Linked DNA regions of Homo sapiens: region 2 is linked to region 1. The links are chromatin loops, found by intact Hi-C in ENCODE. Cell type or tissue: OCI-LY7. All regions are shown on one strand. Each heading gives the region's core, and the rest is flanking DNA. Links, peaks and the distances in the headings are about the cores only. Region 1 overlaps N4BP2 (NEDD4 binding protein 2). Region 2 has its middle 31 kb from the start of NSUN7.

Region 1 (11,378 bases), core at 1,566-9,565:
ATGTATTTTCATTTTTATGGAACTAAAATTCAATGATAAGCCTCCTTATTTTAAAAGCATGCAATCATGATATATAAAAAAAATGTTTTGGGGTTTTATTTTCATTGAAATGTCTGCTCTTTTGGAAAACCATTCTGTACTTTAGGATTCTTTTGGTACCAGCTCAATCCTATAATTTCTGATCCAAATTTTTTTTTAAGCTTAACAAAAAGCAACAAAACTATTTGTTAAAATTATGTATGTTGAAAATATTCTCCATCTCCAAAGGCAAATTTAAGCCATTGTCTCATATTGGAAAATTATACCTTACCACATTATAACCTCCTTTACACAGGTTTAACTTGCATACTAACAGAATTTATTAGCTAACCAAACAACAGAAGTTAATGACAGCTTCCTTTGAGAAAGTTGGCTCTTTTTCAAAATAAAAGTGAAAATATTTTAAATTGTAAGGATTCTTCTTATGATTATAACCAAAATATTTTCTCTTTTTTTTCTTTTTTTTTTTTGGAGACGGAGTCTTGCTCTGTCACCCAGGCTGAGTGCAGTGGTGTGATCTCGATCTCGGGTCACTGCAACCTCCACCTCCCAGGTTTAAGCGGTTCTCCTGCCTCAGCCTCCCAAGTAGCTGGGATTACAGGCACACGCCACCACACCCAGCTAATTTTTGTATTTTTAATAGAGACGGGGATTCACCATGTTGGCCAGGCTGGTCTTGAACTTCTGACCTCAGGCGATCCACCTACCTCGGCCTCCCAAAGTGCTGGGATTACAGGCGTGGGCCACCACACCAGGCCAATTATAAACAAAATATTTTCTATATTTGTTTAATAGAATTTTAACCTACTGCAGTTTTAAAATTACATGCCTCAAAAATAAAATATAAGTATTTAGTACTGTCTGAAATACGACTTATACAGACAGTTCTAGAAGCATTTCGATAAGGCAGCAACATCTGGAAGATATTTAACCATTTCTTTTTCTCTGAAAACCTTTCTGTCTATAGAAAGTATAAAATTACAATATAATCTCAGACCCAACTTTCTTTCCATAAAATGCACACAGAAGAACAGAACAAAAGGTAAAAGATCAAGGTCATATACAAAGCAGAAGAAAGGGCAAAAGCATGTCTTCCTTCCTGTAGGATATGGCAAAATAAAAGCATTTTATGTGTTTAGTTTTGAAAATAAAAAATATTCAAGTGTTTTTGTTAGATCTCCTTTTTTTCTTTACTACCACTACTATGTCCTTTTTCCTCTTTTAATACCACCCTTTGGGGGGCATGAATCAGGTCTCAAAGCACTTTAAATACCTCTCACAAAAGACTTTTAGGACATTACTAAATGTCATACAACAATTAATACAAAGGTAACCTTTTCTGAGAAACAATCAGAGCATTTTAAACTTTAAAACTGTAGCTGATAATTTTCTTACATATTTTGTAATCAATAAAATTTCTCTGTAATATCTTTAACAGGTAACATTTGCATTTGATTCAGTAAAAAATCAAACCTCACTTGCATTTTGAAAAACATCATAATTTTTTTGTTTCATAATTGAATATTATTTATAATAAAACACATCTTTAGGGTAGAATTGACTGAATTACTGCAAATAAAAGTAATTTTAACCTACAAACCTTCATACTTCTAATTCAAGGATGTTTATTTTACTTTAGCATGACTTTCAAGCACCCTGGTTTAATTTCAGAGAACCTGCAGAAATGAGAAAAGAGTTATTTTAAAGATGAAAATTTCAAATTAGCTAAGGAATATACCTTGTAATCAATTCCAAGTACCTACGCTTAATATAATATTTACTACCAAAGTATTGACCCTTATTAAGTCAATATCCAAGACCAACATCTAGGTTTGTGTTCCTTTTATCTACGGTCAAAACAAATACAATCTTAAAGCTGGAGGTTGCTCTTGACTTAGTATAACTTAAGATTTGTCAAAACCTGTGAGGCCTGAATTTTACCTTTATGAAAAAGAGTATGCTGTAGGAAGAATAAAGTCCTTGGTGCATCATGAAAGCACCAAGAAGAAATCTCTGATATATCAGGTAAGTCTGATTAATCTGGCCATGCAATGCTTTCAACTCTATCCGGAGAGAATTTAAAGGAAGACTAGTCTCTAAAATAGATAATTAATCTCAACATAATGTTCTGGTCTAACTACTCCTTTTATAAAAATAACCCTGATGTCACCTGTTTTATGCTCATAACTTATGCTATCATTTTCGATAATGTAGCCAAATAACATCTTATTACATGGCATAAAATAAATATGCTACACTGAAATTGGTGGGTAGGAGTTAATGATACACATCTGCAGGAAATCTATCCATCAACAGATATTTCATCTTTGACTTTCTTGTCATTTTCTGTTATTAAATAATTATCACTTAATGAAAAAGAACATTTCATGTTTGTCAACACAGGTCATTAATGGCATTTAACTTATGAAAACACAAATAAATTCATATTAACTGAACATTTCTGCTAAAGTTTAAACGTACCTAAATTATAACTATATTTCAATAGAAGCCACCCAATTCCATCCAAAATCCACAAATACTGATTTCCTTTCAAAAGAATAATAGCAAATCTTAAAGTATGATACATATTACCTAATTATTTTGCATATTATCAAAGAAACAAATATATTTACTTTCTTTTAGAACTTTAAATTTATGATAGAAAGTTTTATCAGATGATTATTGGCAACAAACACATTTTTCCTTATTTCTGGTTTACCAGACAACATAAATCCAGCAGGGAAAGTTATATCATAATTTAAGCATGAATCTGTGGCTGAAATCAGATGATTAAATTTAGTTAACTATTTTAACAGATTGTTCTGAGTACGCTATTAGTGTTTATTTACCTAGCTATATTAGGGCTATTGCTATTATCAATAACAGAAATCTATACTCACAGAAATATCTGATAAAGATCTATATGGGCAGTTGCCATTATTAATAACAGAAATCTACACTCACCTGAAGCTATGGCTTATGAGGTACTTAATGACAGCTGGTTTGATGCGAGCAACTCCTCCCTGGCTGTGGTTTCCTCTCCCCGTAATCACAGACAAATAGGGCTTCCCACCGTTCTGCTTAAATTCTGTTACAACAGAAATCAGGGGAGTTAAAATTCATTTATCTTACATTCTCAATAGAAAACGTAAACCTTAGCTACTCAAGCACATGAAATTGTTTTCATGAGGATTTTGGGGTTTGCCATCTCAAAACTGTAATAGTAAGACAGATTTGCTATCTCAAAAAGCCCCCAAATTAATGTTTTAAGATGTATGTTTTAAAACACATAGCCTCATTGTAATCTATCCATCAAAAGATTTGGTGGGACTTCTTCCTTTATGGGGGAAGAGATTTCTGTGCACTACCAGAAGTTCTCCCTGAAATAATGATAATGGCAATAATACCATTAATGATACCTAACAATTACTATACAAAAGGAGTCAAGTACTGCTTTAAGTGGCTTATATTTATTAACTAAGAATCTTCACAACAACCCTGTTAATTAAATATTCTAAAGCCATCAAGCTTTGTTCTGAATCATAGCTCTGCCACTAAATGACTGTGTGACCATGGACAAGTTACTTAGCTTCTTTTGTGCCTATTTTCTCATCAGGAAAAAGGGATAATGATAGCAACTAGTTTATAGATTATCTTCCAGTAATAGCTATTAGCAAATCCACTAGTCACAGCTGGATTGCAGTCTTACTATTAAAGATAATCAATTGTTAACAAACTTTTCCTGATAGATAGTTCTTAAAACATCAAAGGAGTCTGAGCCTCCTAAAATACTGAAGTTCCATTTTGGAAATGACCTTGTGAAAATCAAGGATATAAATCCTGAAAACTAATAAAAGCTGTAGCAGAATAACAAAAACAACAAAAAAACTATTAATGAGATGAATTAATAAATTTAAAACACACAAAATATAAACATTCCACGGTCTGCTTATTAAATTGTCCTAATACTCCTAATAGAATACAAACAAATGGTTTTTCAAGTATCATATCTCCAAGATGATATTCAGCCTGGAATTTTAAAAGAATATGTTGCTCTTGCATTTCTAATTCCTTGTCTATGATCTCCATCTCTAATCCACATCCATTACTTCAAGCAATATGTTGCTCAAAATTCAACTGAGTGCTAGCTTCACAAAGGTATTCACAGTGCACAAAATTCTAGGTATATAGTGTAAAACCTTTTTACGAACTTTTTACAAAGTTTTTGCACTATATACCTATAATTTTGGGCACTGTTCTTTACATATGTTATATTACGCATAAAAGTTTTACATTGGCCAGGGACAGTGGCTCATGCCTGTAATCTCAGCACTTTGGGAGGCTAAGGAAGGTGGACCACTTGAGCTCAGGAGTTCAAGACCAGCCTGGGCAACACGGCAAAACCCCATCTCTACTGAAAATACAAAAATTAGCAGGGCATGGCGAGGCGCACCTGTAGTCCCAGCTACTTGGGAAGCTGAGGTAGGAGGATGGGTTGCACCTGGGAGGTGGAGGGTGCAGTGAACCAAGGTCACAACCAACTGCCAGCCTGGGCAACAGAGCCAGACTCCCATCTCAAAAAGAAAAAGTTTACTTACAAAAAAAGCCCAACTAAATCTCTAATCATAACTCACACTCTTCACTATGGCTCCCCTTATCACTTAGGTCAGTCATTTATACGATTATCACCTGCTAATAGTTCACTTATTGCTCTGAAAATATTCTCTAGTTGATTCACATGCCTCAAGTAAGAGTTCAAAGGATGTTTGTTGCATGAAGTAATGTATATGTTTCGTTTCCCAAATACAGGCTGTTCTTGCTGTTTAACGCCTTAGAAAGGACTGTTTAACTCATTTTTCAGCACACTCCAGATACTTCAACTGCAAATATTTCAGTACATACCTCATAAAAGATAAGGACTCCTTTAAAAAGCATAACTACAATGGCACCATCATATCTTATAAAATTAATAAAAGTCCCTTAATATCATTAGTTTCCAAAATTTCCCCCAATTATCTCAAAAATATGTTTTTACAGTAATTTGTTGGCATCAAGATTGAAATAAGTCTATACATTCTATTTGATTGATATATTTCTTAAGTAACAAGGTTTCCCCTCCCCTGGTGTTTTTCTTTACAATTTATTGAAAAAAATTGGATCATTTATCCTAGACTTCCTCTTTTTTTTTTTTCCCCCTGAGACAGAGTCTCACTCTGTTGCCCAGGTTGAAGTGCAGTGGGATGATCTCGGTTCACTGCAGCCTCTGACTCCTGGGTTCAAGCGATTCTTCTGCCTCAGTTTCCAGAGTGGCTGGGATTACAGGCCTGAGACATCATGCCCAGCTAATATTTTTGTATATTATTAGTGGAGACGTGGTTTCACCATGTTGGCCAGGCTGGTCTCAAACTCCTGACCTCAAGTGATCTGACTGCCTCGGCCTTCCAAAGTGCTGGAATTACAGGCATGAGCCATCACACCCAGCCTATCCTAGATTTTCACAATCTGAATTTTGCTGACTGTATCCCCATGGTGTTGTTTAACATGTTCCTCTGTCCCCTGTAAATCCCTATAAAATGGTAGTCAGTTCTAAAGGTTTGATCTGCTCCTAGTTTGATTTGGAGGCAAAAATGATTCGTACGTAGCAGTGTATATTTCAACCAGAAGGGACATAAGGTCCAGATGTCTCTCTTTTTTAAAAAATTCATCTCCGATTTTAACACTCCTTAATCTTATGTCAAAAGGCAATGCAGGTCAGAGCCACAAATCTTCCACTGGATTCATTTCTATTCAACAATACTGCCACCTGGTGGTGACTGACAGTAACTACAGACTACCACAGGTGGCAGCATGCACTAGAGATGGGCCTTGGCTTCCAGAAAAGATCTGCATCTTGGATCTTGACCAAGTATTACCTTGGGCAAATTACTTAGCTCTTTTTTCTTTTCTTTCTTTTTTTTTTTTTTTTCTTTTTGAGATGGAGTCTCGCTCTGTCACCCAGGCTGGAGTGCAGTGGCTCGATCTCGGCTCATTGCAAGCTTCGCCTCCCTGGTTCACACCATTCTCCTGCCTCAGCCTCCCAAGTAGCTGGGACTACAGGTGCCCGCCACCATGCCCAGCTAATTTTTTTTTGTATTTTTAGTAGAGACGGGGTTTCACTGTGTTAGCCAGGATGGTCTTGATCTCCTGACCTCGTGATCCGCCAGCCTCGGCCTCCCAAAGTGCTGGGATTACAGGCATGAGCCACTGAGCCTGGCCTCTTTTTCTCTTCTTACAATTTTTTTAATTGAGATAAAATTAACATAAAACTAACCATTTTAAAATATGCAATTAAGCGGTTTTTAGCATATTCATCATGTTGTGCAACCACCACCACTAATTCCAGAACATTCCATCATTTCACAAAGAAATTCTGTGCCTCATAGCAGTCACTGCTCATATTCTTGCCATTCCAGTCCCAGCAACCACTAATCAAATTTTTGTCTCTCTAGATTTACATACTCAGAACATTTGGTAAAAATGAAATCATACAACATATGGCTTTTTATCTGCCTTCATCTTTCACAAAGAATAATGTTTACAAGGTCCGCCATTTCTCTACATGGCTAAATTAAATTTCATTGTATAGATTTACCACATTTTGTTTCTCTATTCATCAGTTAATGAACTTTTAGGTTACCACCACCTTTTGGCTGTTGCAGACATTCATATGCAAGTTTCCGTAAAGACATATTGTGTTTTTATTTCTCTTGGGTACATAGTTAGGGGCAGAATTACTGGGTCATACGGTTAATTATATGTTTAACCTTTCAAAGAACTAGTGAAATTTTTCACAGTGGCTACACTAGCAATATATGAGGGCTCCAATTTATCCACATCCTTAACAATACTGATTACTTTCCATTTCATTTTTCTGTTTTTCGATTTTTCAATTTTTTTTTTCTTAGAGAGTCTCACTCTGTCATCCAGGCTGGGTGAAACAACCTAATTGTCCATCGATGGATAAATTGATAAAAAAATGTGATATAGACACAATGGAATATTATTCAACAATAAAAAGGGGACCAGGCACAGTGGCTCAGGCCAGGCATGGTGGCTCACATCTGCAATCTCAGCACTTTGGAAGGCCAAGGTGGGAGGATCACTTGAGCCCAGAAGTTCGAGACCAGTCTAAGCAACACACTGAGACCTCCTATTTCTTTTAAATAAAAATAAAAATTTAATTAAAAATTTTTTAAAAGGGGAAAATCCTGCCATTTGCAACAATACAGATGTGGCTGGAGGGCATTATACTAAGTGAAATAAGCCAGACACAGAAAGACAAATCCTGTATGATCTCACTTACATGTGGAACCTAAAAAAGCCGAACTCCCTCTCCCCCTCCCCCTCCCCCTCTCCCTCTCCCCACAGTCTCCCTCTCCCTCTCTTTCCACGGTCTCCCTCTGATGCCGAGCCGAAGCTGGACTGTACTGCTGCCATCTCGGCTCACTGCAACCTCCCTGCCTGATTCTCCTGCCTCCGCCTGCCCAGTGCCTGCGATTGCAGGCGCGCGCCGCCATGCGTGACTGGTTTTCTTATTTTTTTGGTGGAGACAGGGTTTCGCTGTATTGGCCAGGCTGCTCTCCAGCTCCTAACCGCGAGTGATCTGCCAGCCTCGGCCTCCCGAGGTGCCGGGATTGCAGACGGAGTCTCGTTCACTCAGTGCTCATTGGTGCCCAGGCTGGAATGCAGTGGCGTGATCTCGGCTCGCTACAACCTCCACCTCCCAGCCGCCTGCCCTGGCCTCCCAAAGTGCCGGAGATTGCAGCCTCTGCCCGGCCGCCACCCCGTCTGGGATGTGAGGAGCCCCTCTGCCTGGCTGCCCAGTCTGGGAAGTGAGGAGCGCCTCTTCCCGGCTGCCATCCCATCTAGGAAGTGAGGAGCGTCTCTGCCCGGCCGCCCATCGTCTGAAATGTGGGGAGCGCCTCTGCCCCGCCGCCCCGTCTGGGATGTGAGGAGCGCCTCTGCCTGGCCGCGACCCCGTCTGGGAGGTGAGGAGCGTCTCTGCCTGGCTGCCCCGTCTGAGAAGTGAGGAGCCCCTCCGCCCAGCAGCCGCCCCATCTGAGAAGTGAGAAGCCCCTCCGCCCGGCAGCCACCCCGTCTGGGAAGTGAGGGCCAGCCGCCCCGTCTGGGAGGGAGGTGGGGGGTCAGCCCCCACCCGGCCAGCCGCCCCGTCTGGGAGGGAGGTGGGGGGTCAGCCCCCGCCCGGCCAGCCGCCCCGTCCGGGAGGGAGGTGGGGGGGTCAGCCCCCACCCGGCCAGCCGCCATGTCCGGGAGGGAGGTGGGGGGCGCCTCTGCCCGGCCAGCCGCCCCGTCCGGGAGGTGGGGGGCGCCTCTGCCCGGCCGCCCCTTCTGGGAAGTGAGGAGCCCCTCTGCCCGGCCACCACCCCGTCTGGGAGGTGTACCCAACAGCTCATTGAGAACGTGCCATGATGACAATGGCGGTTTTGTGGAATAGAAAAGGGGAAAAGGTGGGGGAAAAGATTGAGAAATCGGATGGTCGCTGTGTCTGTGTAGAAAGAAGTAGACGTGGGAGACTTTTCATTTTGTTCTGTACTAAGAAAAATTCTTCTGCCTTGGGATCCTGTTGATCTATGACCTTACCCCCAACCCTGTGCTCTCTGAAACATGTGCTGTGTCCACTCAGGGTTAAATGGATTAAGGGCGGTGCAAGATGTGCTTTGTTAAACAGATGCTTGAAGGCAGCATGCTCGTTAAGAGTCATCACCAATCCCTAATCTCAAGTACCCAGGGACACAAACACTGCGGAAGGCCGCAGGGTCCTCTGCCTAGGAAAACCAGAGACCTTTGTTCACTTGTTTATCTGCTGACCTTCCCTCCACTATTGTCCTATGACCCTGCCAAATCCCCCTCTGCGAGAAACACCCAAGAATGATCAATAAAAAAAATAAAAAAATAAAAATAAAAACATTACCTGGGGAAAAAAAAAAAAAAAAAAAAAGCCAAACACATAGAAACATAATAGAATGGTAGTTGCCAGGGGCCAGAATAGAGAGGAGGAAATGAAATGCTGGTCAAAGGGTACAAGCTTAAAAAGAATACATTCTGCTGAGCTAATGTGTAGCATGGTAATAATATTTAATAGCACTATATCATATACTTGAAATTTGCTATGAGAGTAAGTCATAGGTGTTCTCATCCCCCACACACAAAATGGTAACAATAGGTGATGTATGTGCTAAAGTACTTCATTGTGGTAATCACTTTACAATGTGTACATTTATCAAATCATCACATTGCATACTTTCAATATAAACAATCTTATTTGTCAAAAAAATAAGAGTAATAACTACCATTATTTAGTCATTTATTCAAAAACTTTTTTGAGTGTTGAAGAAAAAACATGATCATCACTGGCTCAATTCTTGGCCAAAAAGACAGGTATTTAATAACCAATTATACAATAAGCTTTTTATAAACACTGTGAGAGGTAGGAGTACTGTGAGAAGTTATTAACAGGGGGCCTAACTAGTATGGGGGTCAAGACTGACAGTGTAGTTAAATATACAGAAAAGGAGAAAAAAACACAGGGTGAGACTGGAGAGGTAAGCAAGAGATATTATGTAGGGATTTTAGAATTTATCCTAAATACAACTTGTATTTTCTTATTTTATTTTATTTTATTTATTTATTTATTTATTTATTTTTGAGAAAGAGTCTCGCTCTGTCACCCAGGCTGGAGGGCAGTGGCGTGATCTTGGCTCACTGCAACCTCCGCCTCCAGGGTTCAAGTAATTCTCCCTGCCTCAGCCTCCCAAGTGGCTGGGATTACAGGTGCATGCCACCATGCCTGGCTAATTTTTGTATTTTTAGTAGAGACGGGGTTTCACCATGTTGGCCAGGCTGGTCTCGAACTCCAGACCTCAGGTGATCCGCCCACCTCGGCCTCCGAAGTGCTGGGATTACAGGCATGAGCCACCGCACCCGGCCACAACTTGTATTTTCTTATCACAATGCTAATTACTTATGTAACTATTTTTTCACTGTTATCTATCCTACTAGATGGTATACCCCACTAGACAATAAACTCCAATAAAGACAAGGATTGTGTGTCTTTTTCACCACCTTATCCTTGATGCCTAGAATACAGAAGATAATCAAATATTTATTGAGTAAAACACTATTAATTCATCCTCTATAGAAAGAATATTCTTTCATAACACTTCTATATACTTGAAGAGTTTTCTTCTCTCTGGATTAAATAATAATTTAAACGGCTCTTAAAGTTTCTCTTTTCTAATCTTTACTGTTTTCTAGATTTTCTACAAGATTTCCAAAATTCAATTTAAAAACAACTGGGGTCAGGCTAGGAGCAGTAGCTCACTTTGGGAAGCCAAGGCAGGTGGATTGCTTGAGGCCAGGAGTTCAAGACCAGCCTGGCCAACATGGTAAAACCCTGTCTCCACTAAAAATACAAAAACTAGCTAGGCTTGGTGACACCCGCCTGTAATCCCAGCTACTCGGGAGGCTGAGGCACGAGAATGGCTTGAACCCAGGAGACAGAGGTTGCAGTGAACCGAGATGGCACCACTGCACTCCAGCCTGGGCAACAGAGTGAGATTATGTCTCAGAAAAAGAAACAAACAAACAAAAAAACTACTGGAGTGGGAGAATCCTATCACCTTATTTACTTCTGTATTTTATCAAGCATCTACTGAAAAATTGAAATCCAAGAAATATCAATTAAGTTTAATAAATGTCTATTGGACAAAGATATGTAATATTCCTGAAAGGTCTCATTTATAAGTCACAGAGAGGATTCGCAGATTACACCATGCCCTCCCGTTAATAAATACAGCACAGGAATACAAATGAAGAAAATGTTAATCATCATACCAATGAGGATCCTTTCCCAAGAAGGTTCTCTTGAAGAATGAATAACATAAACATTTACAGATGTTACACAGATATTCTCAGCCTGCATATTCAGACTCTCCTGAATTTGCAAGCTATACCAATATAAGCAAAGACATATATTCTATTGAAAACTTGTGATTACCACAGTCCTACCTTCAGTCTTCTTCTCTAAAACTCTCATCAAATGTTCTAGAGCTTCATCCACATGCAGCCCATGGAGGTCTAAAACATTCTGTGGCAGCAGCGAAGCATTGACTTTCTCAAAGATCTCTATGGCAGCAAGGTGATTGGCTTCTTTCATCTTCTGCTCATGAAGAGTACCCTAAATCATAAACATATCACCAAGGGACAGTTTTGCTGTTTGCTACTTGGGTGATGAGGAAGTTAATAGTGCCCCAAATAAAAGGAAGGGGGAAAAAGGGAAT
Region 2 (11,378 bases), core at 1,706-9,705, 570 kb before region 1:
TGGCACAGTGGCTGACATCTGTAATCCCAGCACTTTGGGAGGCCGAGGCGGGAGGATCACTTGAGCTCAGGAGTTCAAGACCAGCCTGGGTGATATGGTGAAACCCCATTTCTACAAATACAGAAAAATTAGCTGGGTCCGGTGGTGCGTGCCTGTGGTCCCAGCTATTCAGGAGGCTGAAGTGGAAGGCTGGCTTGAGTCCTGGAACTGGAGATCGCAGTGAGCCAAGATTGTGCCACTGCACTCCAGACTGAGTGACAGAGTGAGACCCTGTCTCAAAAGTTGACTTGCCATAATCCAAGTTCCTTGAAATCAGAGTGGAAGAAACTCATATTTAGAGAATAGGGAAGAGTGTAGGCTGGAAGGCAGGGACTTGAGGAACTGGTCATGGCAGTCATGGAAGGTTCCTCAGAGCATACTGAGAGGTTTTGCTTCCTGCCACAGAAACTGACATTCCTGTAAGTGGAAATTCTATGAATTGACCAGAACCATAAATGAGAAGCTGAATAAGGCAAAGTTTTATATGACTGTCAAGCAATTAAAACTACAGGTCAGGCTGGGTTCGGCGGCTCATGCCTGTAATCCCAGCACTTTGGGAGGCCGAGGCAGGTGGATCATCTGAGGTTAGGAGTTCGAGACCAGCCTGACCAACATGGAAAAACCCTGTCTCTACTAAAAATACAAAATCAGCCGAGCGTGGTGGCATGTGCCTGTAATTCCAGCTACTCTGGAGGCTGAGGCAGGAGAATCATTTGAACCCAGGAGGCAGAGTTTGCGGTGAGCCGAGATCACACCATTGCACTCTGGGCAACAAGAGCGAAACACAATCTCAAAAAAGAAAAAAAACAAAACCAAAAAAAACCCCTGCAGGTCATCTGGCTTGGGCCCTTGAATGAGTAGGCATCCTTTCAAAGTTAAGGAAATAAGGCACAAAAAAGTTTAATAATTGGCACTTAATTACTAACTCAATATTCTTATTTTAAAAGTTAATAGTAGGTCTAGGCTCAGTATTTCCCACTGGCAACTTGCTGAGGGAGGTTGAATTCCATAGAGACAGTAAATTGGTGATTGATTGCCAGGGGCTGCAGGGGGTAGAATGAGGATGGAGTTATTGATTTAAATCAATGGGGATACAGGGGTGAAGAGAATAGACAAGGTCCCAGTCCTTATGGAGGTTAGTGTTTATCAGGGAGACAGACAAGTTAAACAAACATTGCAGGAGGTGGAGGGGGCTGGGTCAGCGGCACTTATGCAGGAAGTAATTTCTAAGAAGCAGTAAGTAATGTCTAAGAAGCAGTAAGTTACGGTAAGAGAGATTATGAATATAATTTACTTCCTGTCTCTATTCACCAGGAAGTAAATTATGGTGTTCTTGGCAAAGTAAACAGTATAGTTAAAGGCCCACAGATGAAACAGCACATGGTATGCTTAGGGAACTGAAAAAAGTTTAGATCAGTGGAAATGCGGTGGGGAGCAGGAAGAGGCAGATGAGGGTCAGACCACTCATGTGACAAAACAAAGGGGAACCATCAGAAGCTGTTGAAGAGGCAAATGACATGATCACATTTGCGTTTTTGAGACATCACTGCAGAATGTAGGATGGATTGGGGTGAGGCAAGGCTGGAAGTGGAAAGACCGGTTAGGAGACCAGGAAGGATAACCTTGGTGAGAGGTAGTGTGCCTGAACCAGGGTGGTAACCCTGAGGATGATGAGAGGTAGACAGGAGTAAGAGATGTGAAGTTGAATCAGCAGGACTTAGTGATTAATTGGAATGAGGTATCAGAGAAAAGGAATCAAGGTTCTGGCATGGGCAACTTGGGGCCCTTCACTGTTCCAGGAGCACAGAAAGGGAGGCGATTTGGGGAGCTTTCAGTTTAGAAATGTTACGATCATGATACTTCCAAAGATATTCAAACAAATATGCCTACTAGATGCAAAGACTTGGCCTGGAACCATCACTAGTCATCCACCTGGGGATGGTAATTGTAGCCATGGGAGGAGATCAGATCCAGGGAAAGTAGAATGAAAAGAGAAGGGATCTCTTATCTTTTGGTAGAACCATGGGGAAACACTAACAAGTCAGAGAAAGACAGAAGGGAGGAGCCAGAAAAGGAAACAGAGGTGAGGCCAAGAGGAATGAGGAGAATCGTAGGATCATCGAGTCACAGAGGCCAAGGAAAGAAGTGGTCAAATGTGTCAGCTGCTAAAGAGAGGTCAGTAGAGCAAGGACTGAAATTTGCTATTGAATTTAGTAACAAGGAAGTTGTTAGTAACTTAGGAGATTTCAGTGGAAACCCAGATTTCAGTAAGCAGATGAGTAAGTCAGGCAGTGGAAACCATTCTTTTATGAAGTAGATCTGTGACATAACCAGAGGGAAATGTGGAGTCAAATAGAGTTGGTTCTTAAAACAAACAAATAGAAAAGGTGGGACAGGGTTAACTAAGTTTAAATGAGAAAAAGAAGTCAGTCAGTAAAAAAGGGGGAGGTTCAGGGCCAGGCATGGTGAGTCACACCTGTAATCCCAGCACTTCAGGAGGCCGAGGCGAGCGGATCACTTGAGGTCAGGAGTTCGAGACCAGCTTGGCCAACATGGTGAAAACCCGTCTCTACTAAAAATACAAAAATTAGCCGGGCATGGTGGCAGGCACCTGTAATCCCAGCTACTTGGGAGGCTGAGACACGAGAATCACTTGAACCTGGAAGGCGAACTTTGCAGTGAGCTGAGATTGTGCCACTGCACTCCGGCCTGGGCGACAGAGCCAGGCTCTGTAAAAAAAAAAAAAAAAAAAAAAAAAGAGGTTAGGGGGAAGTAGAAGATACAAGAAAAAAGGATTTTAATTGATAGAACAAGATACCATAGAAGGCAGATCATTTGCTTTAGATAGGAGGAGAATAGGAGAGACCTCTCTCCTATTGTAACAGATGTGGGAAGGAGGATAGGATGCCTTGGATCCATTTAAGTTTCTGAGTTGTATGCAGTGGGTGCTGGAACCAGCTCCTACAAGCTCACAGGAGCCAATTGTTAAATTTTCAGCAATTTTGCTAATTGGTTAACCTCACATTAACAGCTGGAATTCAGCCACAGTGGGGATATTTACATCATGGAAATTAGTAAATACTATACATCAGTACTTCCCCATACCCTGACATCTGGAGAGCCAGTTATCAGGCATTTACTCATACCACTGGTTAGGGTGAGAAGGTGAAGGAGTTCCTTAATAGCATTATCTTCTCTGTTGGGGAGGAAGGCAGGCGTCAGATTTTGAGGAAAGTGAAAACGTTGAATTCTGTGAAGCACTGTGCAAAGGAGAGAGAGCCACCTAGGAAAATACTAAATGACTACCATGTCGTTTTGAGGAACCAGTTAAGGATGGAGACTATTAGTTTACAGTGCAATTGATGTGTACATTTGTAAGATTTCTTCTTGCAAAGTCAGCAGCCTGGGGATCTTAGCAGAGAAACGGATAGGTGGTTTGATCTGGAGTCGGTCTTTTTGCCTGGCACCTGTAATGGAAGAATGAAACGCAGCAAGGATGACAGAGTTTTTTGCAAAAGAGTAGTTGCAGTAATGGACCATGGAACTTAAACTGTAAAGGGAAGGAGGTGAAGGTGGGAGAAGGTGATATGCAAGAAGGCAGAGGAGTCACGTTTTCCTGGTATCACATGCTTTGAGTCCCCTTACTATCCTGGCCTCATTTTTGCAACTTGGCCCTCCCATTTGGCAACGTCCCTTTTAGAATGTGGCATCCAACTGCAAGCCCCTCAGTCTTGCACAATGTTCTAGCTTGGCCTGACCATCAAACACCACATCATTGTCCTTGTTTTAGATGTCATGCCTGAAAGATGTCGATGTCCAGCATCATTGAGAGAACTCAGAATAATTGTTAGACACGCAAGATCAATGAGCAGAAACAAGGATAGGCAGACTTTTAAAATTTATTGGAATGATCTGATACTTGAAAATCTTTTCCTCTGCATTAGCTAACTGAATGTCCAATGAATAATCATGGATTATCATAGCTAACAGAATATCCAATGAAAAATCATGGATATTCTGTAATACAATCACTCTGGCTCATCAACACCAAACATAATTGCCATGAGGACATTATTTTATGAATTATTAGAAAAGCATAAAGTACTAACTAAATAGGGAATTTCAGAGTTAATGCAAAACCTCAAAATGGCTTTCAAAGAAGCTTATTTTCTCAGAGTAGTTTAACCAATGGGAGGAAAATCACTTCTGGATTATACAGAATTTGTTCATAAGGTTTGATCAGAAGGTGACCTAGTGATGAGGCTACTAATAATGGGAGAACTACACGAAAGAACAAATCTGCTGTTATGAGGCTCCAGGGCACAGGAACTATTACTCTAATTTCAAGTGACAATGAGTTTTTATAGCTGATAGCTACTTATGTCTCCCAAAACACTCTAATGCACGTTCCTGTCAGAAATTTGTGTATTTAATAGACTATATTCCCGATGTCACCTTTCCATCAGATTTAAATGAATCGGGTATAGTGTCATGTTTTAATTTCTCAATAAATATATGTAACAGGAATTTTCCTACTGAATTAAAAATGTCATTTCAGTGAGATAACCAAATTGATGATACTCGGAATTTGCAATTCATCATGATTACTGCCAGATTTAACAAATATAATTCACTTTCTCCTACTACCCTGTGATTAGCTAGAGGTCATGGCTTTGACAAATCTAGACTCCCTGGTGCTTTGGGTATAACTCTTGCCCACGTAACTTCTGTTATTTCTTATGAGGTATATGAAGGTGAATAGCATGCAGTTTTTACACCGGGGAGGGCATTTTTCTTCAGCAAAATAATTATCTCATTGCATTTCCCACTGGAATAGCTGACACCCCCCTGCCCCTCAAAAACAGAGAAAACAAAGGCTATCCATTTTAGTCCCCTCACGCTAGGTTTTTTTCCTTACCATTTCCCCCTTGTTTTTTCCATTCTTGGGGTATTTGGATATGAGGGAAGATGAAGAGGTAACAGACTGAGAAGTGTTCATTTTTCTTGTGTCGCTCTTCACATTGGCCAGCAAGGGGAGTTGTAGGAACAATTACAGTGGTTTGAGCTGATACACTTGTGAGCATACCTCTCACGATTGGTTAGGAGTCACAATGTCTTTTGCCCTGGACTCCCTGTGTAACACAGGTAGTATTTTGTGTACCAGTCTAGTTTTCCTTTCATCTCATACTTTGCTGACCAAAAATTAATTGTGAACTTCAAAATAAAAACCTACTGAAATGGTGAGACATTGGAAATGAAGTGAGCCTTCTATGCCCAGGTGGCATAAAAATCTAATTGTAGCTTCAAGCAGCCCAAGCCCCTTTAATGCGGATAAGAGAGCATTCAACTGACTTCAATAAAAAGGGACTTAAATGGAAGGGAGGTAGCCTTGAGGAGAGCTGGCGCTGACTGCTGGGACTGAGGAGGCCATTGTTCTACATTCTCCTAGGGCTTAGGGAGATTGACAAGGCACCTGCTGCTTTCCAGAGATGAACGTTTAGGTCAGCCCTGAAAACACCCAGGCCTGAGACACTCCCCTGGCCTCTTGGCCCCCTGCCATCCAGGTGCAGGAGATTCAAAGGTACAAAGCAAAGGCATGGGAAGAGCCCTTTGGAGAGATCTGGGGAGACTGTTTCTGCTCCATGAACAATCCAGGACAGCTCTCTCCCCTTTAAATCATCTTTCATGCTTCTTAGCTCCAAGGCTTTCTATGTTCTTCCATGGATTCCTCTACTGTATCTATGCCATAGGAACATTTGATTACTAACCACTTTCACAGATCATGGTTCACTTCACTGAGTTTGGGACCAGGATCCATGAATATGTACCCTATTTAATGCCTTAATGCTGCTTTCCCAATTCCCATCCTGGCTACTGAATATATTTTGCTGTTGACTGCAAAATAGACTAAAAATCAGTAATCACTAGTTTTCTGAATGTGAAGTTCAGGTTTTTATTTCTATGTTTCTTTTGTTAAGTACTGAATAAATTTTGTGCCCTGTGCTTAGTTCTCCAACAGGCTGTGTTATATAAAGGAGAGAATCTGGGCTTAAGAATAGGAGATGTAGTCTTTCTTTTTTTTTTTCTTTTCTTTTTTTTTTTTTTTTTTTTTTTTTTTACTTTATGGTACTACAGGCACATGCCACCATGCCTAGCTAATTTTTTTAATTTTTTGTAGAGAGGGGGTCTCACTGTGTTGCCCATGGTGGTCTCAAACTGCTAGACTCAAGCAATCCTTGCACTGTAGCCTCCCATAGTGCTGGGATTACAGGTATGAGCCTCTGTGCCTGGCCTAGATTTTAGTTCTGGTTCTGCTACTTAATAGCTGTATGATGTTGGACAACTCATATAATCTTTCTAGGCTTGTCTATTTTCTCATCGGCAAAAATGGGGAGGGAGGACAAGATTCCAGTCTTGAGAGTCAAGCAGACTAGGGTTTTAAACCTATTTCAGGTATTAGCTGGATGACTTTAAGCAAGTGACAATTAGTGTTATTTTAAGGCTTTAGTGAGATAATATATGTGAAACCCTTAGCATCATTCTTAGGACACAATCAGCACTCAACAAATAATAGTTATTATAATAATCATGACAATGTCCATGTTATTAAAGTTCTTTAGAACCCTTTTTTAAGCTCTAAAATGCAATGATTTAAGTTTGAAATGTTGTGGTTGATTGCTGTAAATAAGGCTGTTCACTTGATCCTGGGCTTCTTAAGAGAATTTGGTAAGAAATAGGCTGAAATTATAGAGGACTTTGCAAAGTGCTTAGATTTTGTTATATAGTACTATAGTAACATTCAGCAAACAATGTGATTATCAGCATTGTAATAAACACAGTCATGGGCCAATTTCCTTTGTTTTTTCATAGTGTAATGCCTACTAGAAATTCTTTAAAGGTTAAACTTCATATTCAGCACACCATGTCCTCTCTACAAACCCTCTCTTCCTAATGTGTGTATACCTTTTTTTTTTTTTTTTTTTTTTTTTTTTTAATGAGATGGAGTTTCACTTTGTTGCCCAGGGTGGAGTGTAATGGCGTGATTTGTATATATCTCTAGCATGTATATATCTCTCTCTTCTAGGAGAATTTGACTCACCGCAACCTCCGCCTCCCAGGTTCAAGCGATTCTCCTGTTTCAGCGTCCCAAGTAGCTGGGATTACACGCACACACCACCATGCCCAGCTAATTTTGTATTTTTAGTAGAGATGGGGTTTCTCCATGTTGATCAGGCTGGTCTCGGACTCCTGACCTCAGGTGATCCACCTGCTTCGGCCTCCCAAAGTGCTGGGATTACAGGTGTGAGCCACCGCGCCTGGCCCTAATGTGTGTATACCTTTTTTACAGATCACAAGGTGCTTGCACAGACATTTCCTCACTTTAGGCTCCAACCAAACCATGAAATAGGTAAGATTGGACTTATTGGTTGCTTTATATAGGAGATTTTTAAAATGAAACCAAGAGGCAATAGGTCCTCTGGTTATTGAAGTCTTTAGAGGAGGGAAGAGGAGGTGTTCCAGATGTTTCATGAACAAGAGGAGAACAGTAGAAAAGGAGAATGAGGACAAATGTTATATAAAAATCTTAACTGTGAGGTAGAGGAGAGTTGGGGTGCGGTAGAGCTGGATTAGAACATTGTGGTGGGGAAAACACTGCGTCTCAGGGATTGACTGATTTACAAATAATGCTAGAGATATATACAAATCTCCTCAACTTATAATGGGGTTACATCCCAATAAAATCATTGTAAGTTGAAAATATCCTAAGTTGAAATGTATTTAATACACCTGACTACCAAACATCATAGCTTAGCCTAGCCTACCTTAAACATGCTCAGAACACTTACATTAGCCTTCAGTGGGGCAAAATCATGTAACACAAAGCCTATTATATAATAAAGTGTTGAATATCTCATGGAATTTATTGAATACTGTACTGAAAGTGAAAACAGAATGGTCATATGGGTTCTTTTTTTTTTTTTTTTTTGAGACAGAGTCTCGCTCTGTCACCCAGGCTGGAGTGCAGTGGTGGATCTCAGCTCACTGCAAGCTCCGCATCCTGGGTTCAAGCCATTCTTCTGCCTCAGCCTCCCGAGTAGTTGGGATTACAGGCAACCACCACCACTCCCAGCTAATTTTTTGTATTTTTAGTAGAGACAGGGTTTCACCGTGTTAGCCACAATGGTCTCGATCTCCTGACCTCGTGATCTGCCCACCTTGGCCTCCCAAAGTGTTGGGATTATAGGCTTGAGCCACCGCGCCCAGCCCCTATGGGTTCTTGAATTACAATTTCTACTGAATTTGTATGGCTTTCATCCCACGGTAAAGTCAAAAAATTGTAAATCAAACCATCTTCAATTTGGGACTGGGGAAAGGGGAGTAACCATGAATGGAATGAAAAATTGCAGGTGACCAGGCACCTGCACGCCTGTAATCCCTGCACTTTGGGAGGCCGAGGCAGGTGGATCACTGGAGGTCAGGAGTTCAAGACCAGCCTGGCCAACATGGTGAAACCCCATCTCTACTAAAAATACAAAAATTAGGCAGGCGTGGTGGCAGGCACCTGTAATCCCAGCTACTTGGGAGGCTGAGGCAGGAGAATCACTTGAACCCAGGAGGTGGAAGTTGCAGCGAGCAGAGATTGCACCACTGCACTCCAGCCTGGGAGACAGAGTGAGGCTCTGTCTCAAAAAACAAACAAACAAACAAACCAAAATTAAATTAAGACTGAAAGCACAAAACAAGATAAGGAATATTATGTAAGGATGCAAAATTATTTAAATAAATTTACAACGTTTAAATTATATATTTTTATTTTTTTTTGAGACAAGAATCTAGCTCTGTCACCCAGGCTGGAGTGCAGTGGTGTGATCTCGGCTCACCACAACCTCTGCCTCCCGGGTTTGAGTGATTCTCCTGCCTCAGCCTCCTGAGTAGCTGGGAGTACAGGCGTGCACCACCAGGTCAGGCTAATTTTTGTATTTTTAGTAGAGGCAGGTTTTTTGCCATGTTGGCCAGGCAGGTCTCGAACTCCTGACAAAGTGATCCACTGAATGATCCGCCCACCTGGGCCTCCCAAAGTGCTGGGATTACAGGCATGAGCCACCATGCCCGGCCACTTAAATTTTATTTACAAAAATAAGAAGAAGAAAAATTTATCATGGGCCAGGTGTGGTGGCTCAAGTCGCTAATCCCAGCACTTTGGGAGGACAAGGCAGGCAGATTACCTGAGGTCAAGAGTTCGAGACCAGCCTGGCCAACATGGCGAAACTCCTTCTCTACTAAAAATACAAAAATTAGACTGGCATGGTGGCAGGCACCTGTAATCACAGCGATTCAGGAGGCTGAGGCAGAAGGATCACTTGGACCGTGGGAGGTCCAGGCTGCAGTGAGCTGTGATCATGCCACTGTACTCCAGCCTGGGAGACAGAGTGAGACCCTGTCTCAAAAATAAATAAACAAATAAAAAATTAAAAAGTTTATCATAGACTTAACCATCATTAGAGAATTAAAAAAATTAAAAGAATGAGCAATCCATTTTAAGAGATTAGAAGTGAGAAAAAGAAAAAATAACCAAACAAACAAGGAAGAGGTAATTAATAATGGCGAAAGTGGAAACCAATTAAATTTTAAAAACCAAAATGATAGGACAAATAAATCTAAAATCTGTTTTTTGAAAACATCAGTGAAATAGGTACCCCTCCCCTCCTCCCACCTTATGCTCACTGACAGGAGTAGCAAGAGGCAAAATGAGGAAAGAGAAAGAAGTCATATTCACAGACATAGGAAAGATGAAAGGAGTTGTTAGAGGTCACTTCATGCAGTTCTATGGCAGCAGTTTGAAAACAGAGGAAATGAATGAGTTCCTGGGTTAAAAAAAAAAAAGTGAGTAAAACTGACCCCCAAAAGAAGAAAAAAATGTGAATAGGCCAATTACTATAGAAGAGACTGAGAAGGTGATTGGAAATCTATCAAAAAAGGCCACCAAAACCATATGGCTTTCCAGCTGAGTCTATCTGACTTTAAAAGAAGAGATAATTACAATATTTACCATTCCAGAAGAAACTCTTCTAATTCATTTTGTAAAACAGTAAACTTGAATACCAAAACCGGAAAAATATAAGACCTGCCACAGTTTGATGTGTCCCCTCCAAAATTAAGGTGTTGCCAACATGATAGTATTAATGACTAGGTCATGCGGGCTCCTCCCTCATTAATAGGACTAAGGTCCTTATGCAAAGGACTTCACTCAGCATTTAGCTAGATTGCTCCTGAACTCCTCTGCCATGTGAGGACACAGCTCCCTCCCAGGATGCAGCTTCATCAGACACCTGAGCCTACCAGTGCCTTGATTTTAGACTTCCTAACTTCCAGAACTGTGAGAAATAAATTTCTGTTCTTTGTAAATTACCCAGTCTCCAATATATTGTTATAGCAGCACCAAACTAAGACAACAACATAAAACTATAAAGATCTCACTTATGAGTATAGATGTAAAAATTCAAAATAAAATATTAGCAAGGTCTAACTATGTAGCAAAAGCATAATATGCTATGAACAAACAGGATTTATTTCAGAAATACAATAATGGTTTATTATCAAATAACCTATTACTTAATCTATTGCATCAATAATCAAAAAGAAAAATATAAGCATATAAATAAATGCTAAAAAGTTATTTGATAGAATTCAGTGGCCATTCCTGATCAGGAATAAGAATATAAGGAAAACTATAGATGGCCCCTGACTTATGATGGCTCGACTTATAATTTTTGACTTTATGATAATACACAGTTATTCTGTTTTTCCCTTTCAATACAGTATTCAATAAATTACATGAGATATTTAGCACTTTATTATAAAACAGGCATTGTGTTAGATGATTTTGTCCAAGTTTAGGCTAATATAAGTGTTCTGAGCATGTTTTATTTTTTATTTTTTGCATTCCCTGCCTCCCTCCAACTCTGCATGTTTAAAGTGAGCTAGGTGGCTGGGTGTAGTGGCTCATGCCTGTAATCTTAGCACTTTGGGAGACCGAGGTGGGTGGACGACTTGAGGTCAGGAGTTTGAGACAAGCCTGGCCAACGTGGTGAAATACAAAAATTGGCTGGTCATGGTGGCACGTGCCTGTAGTCCCAGCTACTCGGCAGCCTGAGGCAGGAGAATCGCTTGAACCCAGGAGGCAGAGGTTACAGTGAGCAGAGATCACACCATTGCACTCCAGCCTGGGTGACAAGAGCAAAACTCCATCTCAAAAAATAAAAATAAAAAAATAAAGTGAGCTAGGATAAGCTATAATGTTTGGTAGGTAAGCTGTATTAAATCCGTTTTTGACTTAC

Evidence for each region. Hi-C counts contacts between places; a loop is a spot of excess contacts. Peaks named below come from ENCODE experiments on the same cell type or tissue, not always from the same donor. Only the 100,000 strongest peaks of a DNase experiment are listed, where the experiment ranks them.
Region 2: a loop joins it to region 1, with 10 times the contacts of the local background. A loop is called at or near these places in 11 of 110 quality-filtered maps.

What each region holds. Positions count from the first base shown.
Region 1 is chr4:40,144,529-40,155,906 of GRCh38, reverse strand. It overlaps N4BP2 (NEDD4 binding protein 2), which reads right to left. Exons shown (of 18, transcript NM_018177.6): 16 at 11,107-11,275; 17 at 3,004-3,127; 18 at 1-1,715. The coding sequence ends at 1,670. Among named protein-coding and RNA genes, the nearest start is that of RHOH, 47 kb to the left of the region's middle. RefSeq lists an enhancer at 7,535-8,316. In OCI-LY7, for the core only: a CTCF peak has its summit at 5,835 (motif pointing left); DNase peaks (open chromatin) are centred at 4,546 and 5,826; H3K27ac peaks cover 974 bases.
Region 2 is chr4:40,712,919-40,724,296 of GRCh38, reverse strand. No RefSeq gene overlaps it. Among named protein-coding and RNA genes, the nearest start is that of NSUN7, 31 kb to the left of the region's middle. In OCI-LY7, for the core only: a CTCF peak has its summit at 5,063; a DNase peak (open chromatin) is centred at 5,096.